2 separate regions of the Homo sapiens genome follow, and region 1 is linked to region 2. Evidence: chromatin contacts called from ENCODE Hi-C data. All regions are on one chromosome and are shown on one strand. Each heading gives the region's core, a stretch centred on a gene start or an enhancer-like site at or near the end of the contact. The rest is flanking DNA. Distances are from core to core; before and after follow the strand shown.

Region 1 (3,739 bases), core at 154-2,653, 250 kb before region 2:
CAGGGCACACTGCCACAAAAAGGCTGTGACTCATTTTCAGGGATTGAAAACTGCAGTCCAATTCATTTTAAAATTTTCGTCTCTCTTTGGACTTCAGGCTGAAAGTTCTTTATAGCAACGGGCTTCCAGGGACTATGTGAAATTATTGGTTTCACTTTCCTTATCACCCGCTTCTTACTTCAATTAAAATTCCATTTCAGCCGGGTGTGGTGGCTCACTCCTGTAATCCCAACACTTTGGGAGGCTGAGGGGGGAGGATTGTTTGAGCCCAGGAGTTCGAGATCAGCCTGGGCAACGTGATGAGACCCCATCTCCACACCAAAAATTTAAAAATTAGCTGGGTGTGGTGGCTCATGCCTGTAGTGCCAGCTATTCTGGAGGCTGAAGTGGAAGGACTGATTGAGCCTGGGAGTTCAAGGCTGCAGTGAGCCGTGCTCATGCCACTGCACTCCACCTGGATGACAGAGCAAGACCTGGTCTCAAAAAACAAAACAAACAAAAATCTACTTCATATGTAACCATTACTTCAGTTTTGAAACCATTGCCTGAAGCTGACATTTTGCAGTTGGAAAATGGCTATTCCTTCCCATCTTCAGGTTGGCTCAGGCCAAGCTGAGATTCAGGACCACAGAGGGCAACAAAGGTGGAAGGGCCCCTTTCCCCTTTCTGTATATTTTTCCCAGCCTGTCTGCAGCTCTTTCTTTTTCTTCAGTGTTAGGTTGGCATCCCAGATGTCAGGACCCAAGTATAGGCCTGGTGTGCTCCTTCCTGTGAGTCATCAGACTTGTAGAAAATATTGGCCCTGCTAAGGAGCTACTCAGTGGTCATATCACACATATGCACGCACACACACACAAGCACCCATGCACACACACACACACACACACAAACACACACATACACTCTGTTCTTGGCCCACCCCCGCTGGTGTCCCCACAGCAGCAGTATTGGCAGGGCGGTAGCAGTGAGTTCCTCTCTGTGTACTCTCAGGGCCTGGATGTGTACAGAACAGGCTCCACTCAGGACAGATTTGAGACCCCTTCTCCAGACCAAGAGGTGGAAGTGCACCCTCAAAATTGAGGTTCTTTAACCTTAGCAGACAGAGAACCACATAGGGGACATGTAAAAAATGTGCATTCCTCGGCTCCTTCAAACGCTTGACCCACTGTCCTCTGAGCAGACAACCCCTTATCCCCCAGCCCCAGAGATAGAGCCCTGCCGATAGTCCATGGTTACTTTCTTTGAAGTCTGTTCCATCTAGTTAAGAAAGGACAGTGGTAAAGACCCACTTACCTTACCAGGCATCATAAGGGCCCTAGCATCTGAGTCACAGGATGTCACCCTCTGGGTCTGACATGCACTTGAATTAACTGGCATACTGCCCGGCACACAGAGGGAACCTAGATGTGGAACGGATATGGGTGGTGTTACAGGCCGCATGTTTGCCTGCCTTCCAAATTCATATGCAGAAATCCTAATTCTCAAGGTGATGCTATTTAGGAAGTCATAACTCATGTGAGTGGAGCCATGTGGGATTAAGAAGTGATAGGAGAGCTTGCTGTCTGTCTCTGCTCTCCACTGTGTGAGGATACAACAGGAAGACAGCCATCTGGTGAGGAAGAGAGGGCCCTCGCCAGATACCGGACCTGCTGACACCTTGATCTTGGACTTCCCATCTTCCAGGAAGGTAAGAAATAAATGCTTGGTGTTTCAGCCACCTTGTCTATTCTGTTGTAGCAGCCTGAACTGGCTAAGGTAGCAGGGTCTGATGATCAAATGGGACAGCTGTAAAAGTGAGGTGGGAAGGGGGTCTACAGATACTAAGTTTTATGAGGAAAACTTGTGCTTTATTTGAAAATGACACAAAATTTTGTTCTAAGAAAAATTTTCAGAATTCAAAACTTAGAGCCCTAAGACTTTTCCCAATGATAGACTTGGCTTTCCTTGAGGTCTTGGCCCCAGTAGGACTGCTGGAGTCTATTACAAAACTCATCTGGAAGGACCTCTGCCGTTGCTGAGGCTTGAGGAAATGGTTTTAAGGTCACAGTGTAAACAAAACTGCTGGGAAGTTGGAACTGGGCGGAGCCCACTGCAGCTCAGCAAGGCTGCTATGGCCAGACTGCCAGATTTCTCCTCTCTGGTCAGGGCATGTTGGTAAACAAGGCAGCAGCCCCAATCAGGGGCTTATAGCAGACTTAAATGTCCCCGCCTGATGGCTCTGAAGAGGGCAGCAGACCTCCCAGCACAGCATTCGAGCTCTGCTAAGGGTCAGACTGCCTCCTCAAGTGGGTGCCTGACACCCACGTATACTGACTGGGAGACACCTCCCAGTAGGGGCCGACAGACACCTCATACAGGAGAGCTCTGGCTGGCATCTGGCAGGTGCCCCACTGGGTCAAAGCTTCCAGAGGAAGGAACAGGCAGCAATCTTAGCTGCTCTGCAGCCTCCGCTGGTGATACCCAGGTAAACAGGGTTGGGAGTGGACCACCGGCAAACTCCAGCAGACTGGCAGCAGAGGGGCCTGATGGTTAGAAGGAAAAGAAACAAACAGAAAGGATTAGCACGTCCCCTCAAAGACCCCATCTGAAGGTCACCAACATTAAAGACCAAAGGTGGATAAATCCACAAAGATAGGAAAAAACCAGTGCGCAAAGCCTGAAAATTCCAAAAACAAGAACGCCTCTCCTCCTCCAAATGATCACAACTCCTCGCCAGCAATGGAACAAAACTGGACAGAAAATGAGTTTCACGAACTAACAGAAGTAGCCTTCAGAAGGTGAATAATAACAAACAACTCCAAGCTAAAGGAGCATGTTCTAACAAATGCTAGGAAGATAAGAACCTTGAAAAAAGGTTAGTCGAATTGCTAATTAGAATAACCAATGTAGAGAGGAACATAAATGACCTGATGGAGCTAAAAAACAGCATGAGAACTTTGTGAAGAATACTCAAGTATCAATAGCCAAATCAATCAAGCGGAAGAAAGGATATCAGTGATTGAAGATCAACTTAATGAAATAAAGAGAGAAGACAAGATTAGAGAAAAAAGAATAAAAAGGAATGAACAAAGCCTCCAAGAAATGTGGTACTATGTGAAAAGACCAAATCTACATTTGATTGGTGTACCTGAAAGTGACAGTGAGAATAGAACCAAGTTGGAAAACACTCTTCAGGTTATTATCCAGGAAAACTTCCCCAACCTAGCAAGGCAGGCCAACATTCAAATTCAGGAAATACAGAGAACATCACAAAGATACTCCTCAAGAAGAGGAGTTCTGAAACTATTCCAAACAATAGAAAAAGAGGGAATCCTCCCTAACTCATTTTATGAGGCCAGCATCATCCTGATACCAAAACCTGGCAGAGACACAACAAAAAAATAAAATTTCAGGCCAATATCCCTAATGAACATTGATGCAAAAATCCTGGCAAACCGAACCCAGCATTACATCAAAAAGCTTATCCACCACGATCAAGTTGGCTTCATACCTGGGATGCAAGGCTGGTTCAACATACACAAGTCAATAAACGTAATCCATCACATAAACAGAACCGATGACAAAAACCACATGATTATCTCAATAGATGCAGAAAAGAACTTTGATAAAATTCAACACCACTTCATGCTAAAAACTCTCAATAAACTAGGTATTGATGGAACATATCCGAAAATAATGAGAGCTATTTATGACAAACCCACAGCCAATATCATACTGAATGGGCAAAAACTGGAAGCGT
Region 2 (3,253 bases), core at 661-3,160:
CCAAAAAATCTTCATATATAATACGCGTACGTACACGTAATAAAATGTGCCCAGTTTGTGTACTGTTGATGAATTTTAATAAATGTTTACACCTGTGTAAGCACTACCCTAACAGAACATTTCCTTTCCATCACCTTAAATATTTCCTGGGGACTTTCAGCAATCTATTTCTTCTCCCCCTCCTCCTGAATACAGCCTCAGGCAGCCAACCACTGATCAGCTATTATTATAGATTAGTTTTGCCTGTTCTAAAATTTCTTTTCTTTTTCTTTTTTTTTTTTTTGAGACAGAGTCTTGCTCTGTCACCCAGGCTGGAGTGCAATGGCGCGATCTTGGCTCACTGCAGCCTCTGCCTCCTGGGTTCAAGCGATTCTCGTGCCTCAGCCACCCAAGTAGCTGAGATTACAGGTGTGCGCCACCAGACCCAGCTAATATTTGTATTTTTAGTAGAGACGGGGTTTCACCATGTTGGCCAGGCTGGTCTCAAACGCCTTGACCTCAAGTGACCCACCCGTCTCGGCCTCCCAAAGTGCTGGGATTACAGGTATGAGCCACCGTGCCTGGCCTAGAATTTCTTATCAATGGAATCATACAATATGTATTAATTTTGTGGCCTTTGAGAAGTTTTTTAACTGTAAATTGGCTTTATAAATTAGCATACCTTTGAACTCACATAAAGGATGAAGGTTGAATTAGGGTAATTAATCTGTACCTCCCTGAATTGGTTTTGATTCCAAAAATATATACTAAATATAGTTTCCTGTTCCCTATTACAATAGAGTTCATATTTACTACAGTGAAACTATCATTTTCCACTCAGTTGAGACGTTACAAGACTTTAAGCCCCATGAAACATTCTATTTCGTGACCACTGTATACCCAGTGCCAACACTGTCTCACACATAGTAGTTGCTGAGTAAACATTTGTTGACTGAATGGATGTATTTCCCCTGAATTGCTTCTACATGTCTATGTTAGATGACTGGGGTGCTTTTATTTTTTTAGAGATAGGGCCTCACTTTGTCTCCCAGACTGGAGTGCAATGGCGCCATCATGGCCCACTGCAGCCTCCAACTCCTGGGCTCAAGTGATCCTCTTGTGTCAGCCTCCTGAGTAGTTGTGACTACAGGCGTGCGCCACCATGTCCAGCCAATTTTTGTACTTTTTGTAGAGACGGGGGGTCTCACTATATTGCCCAGGCTGGTCTTGAACTCCCGGCTCAAGCTATTCTCCCGCCTCAGCCTCCCAAAGTGCTGGGATTACAGGGATGAGCCACTGTGCCCAGTCGGGATGCTTTAATGTTAGAAACTTAATTACCTTGCGTTTTTAAAGGAATGTGTGAGAAGTGCCCTATTCTGCCTCAAGTGATGGCAGAGGGTGGAGATTGAGACTGGAGGAAGCCCTGTGCAGTACATATCTGTAAGTCATGAAATAGCATCATTTTCCTTGTCTGGTCATATTAAAACGGTGATTAAAAAATCAAGAAAATAAAATCCCACTAGCAGTGTGTCCGAGAATCTTTGTTTACCTCCTCCCTATTGTTATGTCATGACATGGAGCCCAGCTGGGGAATTCTGAATACTAGGTTCTAAAACAGGATTTGTCATAAACGAATTGCTTGATCCTGGACATTCACCTCTAAAATAGACACCTGACCTCGGTGTGTGTGTGAGTGTGGTGAAAATCAAGTGGGAGGGAAAGTGAGCAAGCACCTGAACAAGGTACAGAGGCGCGCGAGGTAGTACCATAATACCATCTACACCAAGGTCTATACTATCCCTGGTCTCCGCTGCGTCCGCCGGGAGGAGGCGGTGCAAGAATGCGCACGCGCGGCCCCGGGCCCGGCCACACCCTCTTCCGCCGCTCCCGCCCAGCGACCTCGCTCCCGGGGCGACGCCCCGCGTGCGCCAGAGTCGCCGAGGTCGTCCCCGGCACCGGAAGTGACCCTGGCGGGTTTGTCTTCAAATTCTCGGCGAGCAGGAGCCGCGCCGGCAGGTGGTGTTGACGATTGAACTGGGCAGTACTGGGGCCGTGAGCGGAGAGCAAAGTGGGCTGGACTGGGTCAGGCCCTCCTTCCTCGCTGCCGGGATCTCCACTCCGCCAATCCCCTGTGCCTGGCGTTGGGCGGTTTCCCGAGGAGCTTGGGCCGCCGCAGGTGAGTTTTCACTCTGGCGGTGCTCTGGGGACCCCCGATTTTCCAGGGCCGGGCTGGTGAGGGACTCGGGGGGCCCACAGCGAGAACCCGCCGCGCAACCCTCCGTGAGCCTGCCTGTGCCTGAGCTGAGGTCCTAGGTCCTTGCTGTTGTCCACGATAACTTGGCTTAGGTGACAGTCCCCCTACCTGAGGAATCCTGTCAGGCGGAGGACTTTTCGGGGGCTCCTGTCGATCCCATCTTTTGATCTGTGTCGTTAGCGAAGTCACCAGCCGAGTTTTTAGTTCTTCGATTTTTCGACTGGTTCTCTCCAGAACCCGCTCACGCCCCCCACCCCGAAACCCTCACAGGTAAAAATCCCGATGGCCATGACATTGGGAGGCAACTTCTTTTCTTAAAATTTGTTAGGTTCGAGTGATATTGTTGGGGATGTTATTTCTTATTTATTCTAGAGCCCGGCGTCCTCTGGAAGGCCTGTGGGCCTTTTGGTTTAGAGTTGGTACCTTTTAGAAAAGTTTTCCCTCGAAACAGTTGTTTCATACAAATGTGATGACAAAGTTAGAGATAAACGTAGATCCTGAAGTGCCTTACAGTGGATAATCTCAAGCTCTTATTTAATCAAAAATAGTTTCCTGTTAAAACCGCGAAGGGCCGCTTTTATATTAGTTACTAACTTCCAACAGCACAGTGATGCTCTTTTCTCTTGAAAGCACTAATTTACGTCTTCCTCTTTGAAATTAGACCTCTAGTTATTGCTGAAAACATTCCCGATGTTTTAGAATGGGTGCAGTAGATCTTTGTCACGTAATCACAATGATAATCACCTTAGTAGATGTTAAGACAGATTCTTGAAATGTTTTTACGGGCTTAAATGTCTCAGTATAAAGCCCTATTTTCTTTTCCAAAAGAGCTGGGTTTTGTTCTTTTTTTTTTTTTTTTTTTTTTTTTTGAGACGGAGTCTTGCTCTGTCGCCAGGCTGGAGTGCAGTGGCGCAATCTTGGCTCACTGCAACCTCCGCCTCCCGGGTTCAAGCGATTCCCCTGCCTCAGCCTCCTTGAGTAGCTGTGACTACAGGCGCGCTCCACTACGCGCGGCAAATT

What was found. Hi-C counts contacts between places; a loop is a spot of excess contacts on that map. Pooled maps may share reads with other maps.
Region 1: a map of HCT116 shows a loop between it and region 2 (4-fold over the local background). The contact joins the promoter of RAET1E-LRP11 here to the promoter of KATNA1 in region 2. A Hi-C loop is called at or near these places in 1 of 168 maps with a recorded cell type or tissue (HCT116) and 1 of 50 pooled maps.

The regions. Positions count from the first base shown.
Region 1 is chr6:149,893,794-149,897,532 of GRCh38, reverse strand. It overlaps RAET1E-LRP11 (RAET1E-LRP11 readthrough), which reads left to right and starts at 1,403. Exons shown (of 15, transcript NR_182438.1): 1 at 1,403-1,687. It overlaps RAET1E (retinoic acid early transcript 1E), which reads left to right. Exons shown (of 6, transcript NM_001394057.1): 2 at 1,501-1,687. The region is part of intron 1 of RAET1E-AS1 (RAET1E antisense RNA 1); the gene reads right to left.
Region 2 is chr6:149,647,371-149,650,623 of GRCh38, reverse strand. It overlaps KATNA1 (katanin catalytic subunit A1), which reads left to right and starts at 1,910. Exons shown (of 11, transcript NM_007044.4): 1 at 1,910-2,155. RefSeq lists a silencer at 1,691-1,960 and an enhancer at 2,031-2,110.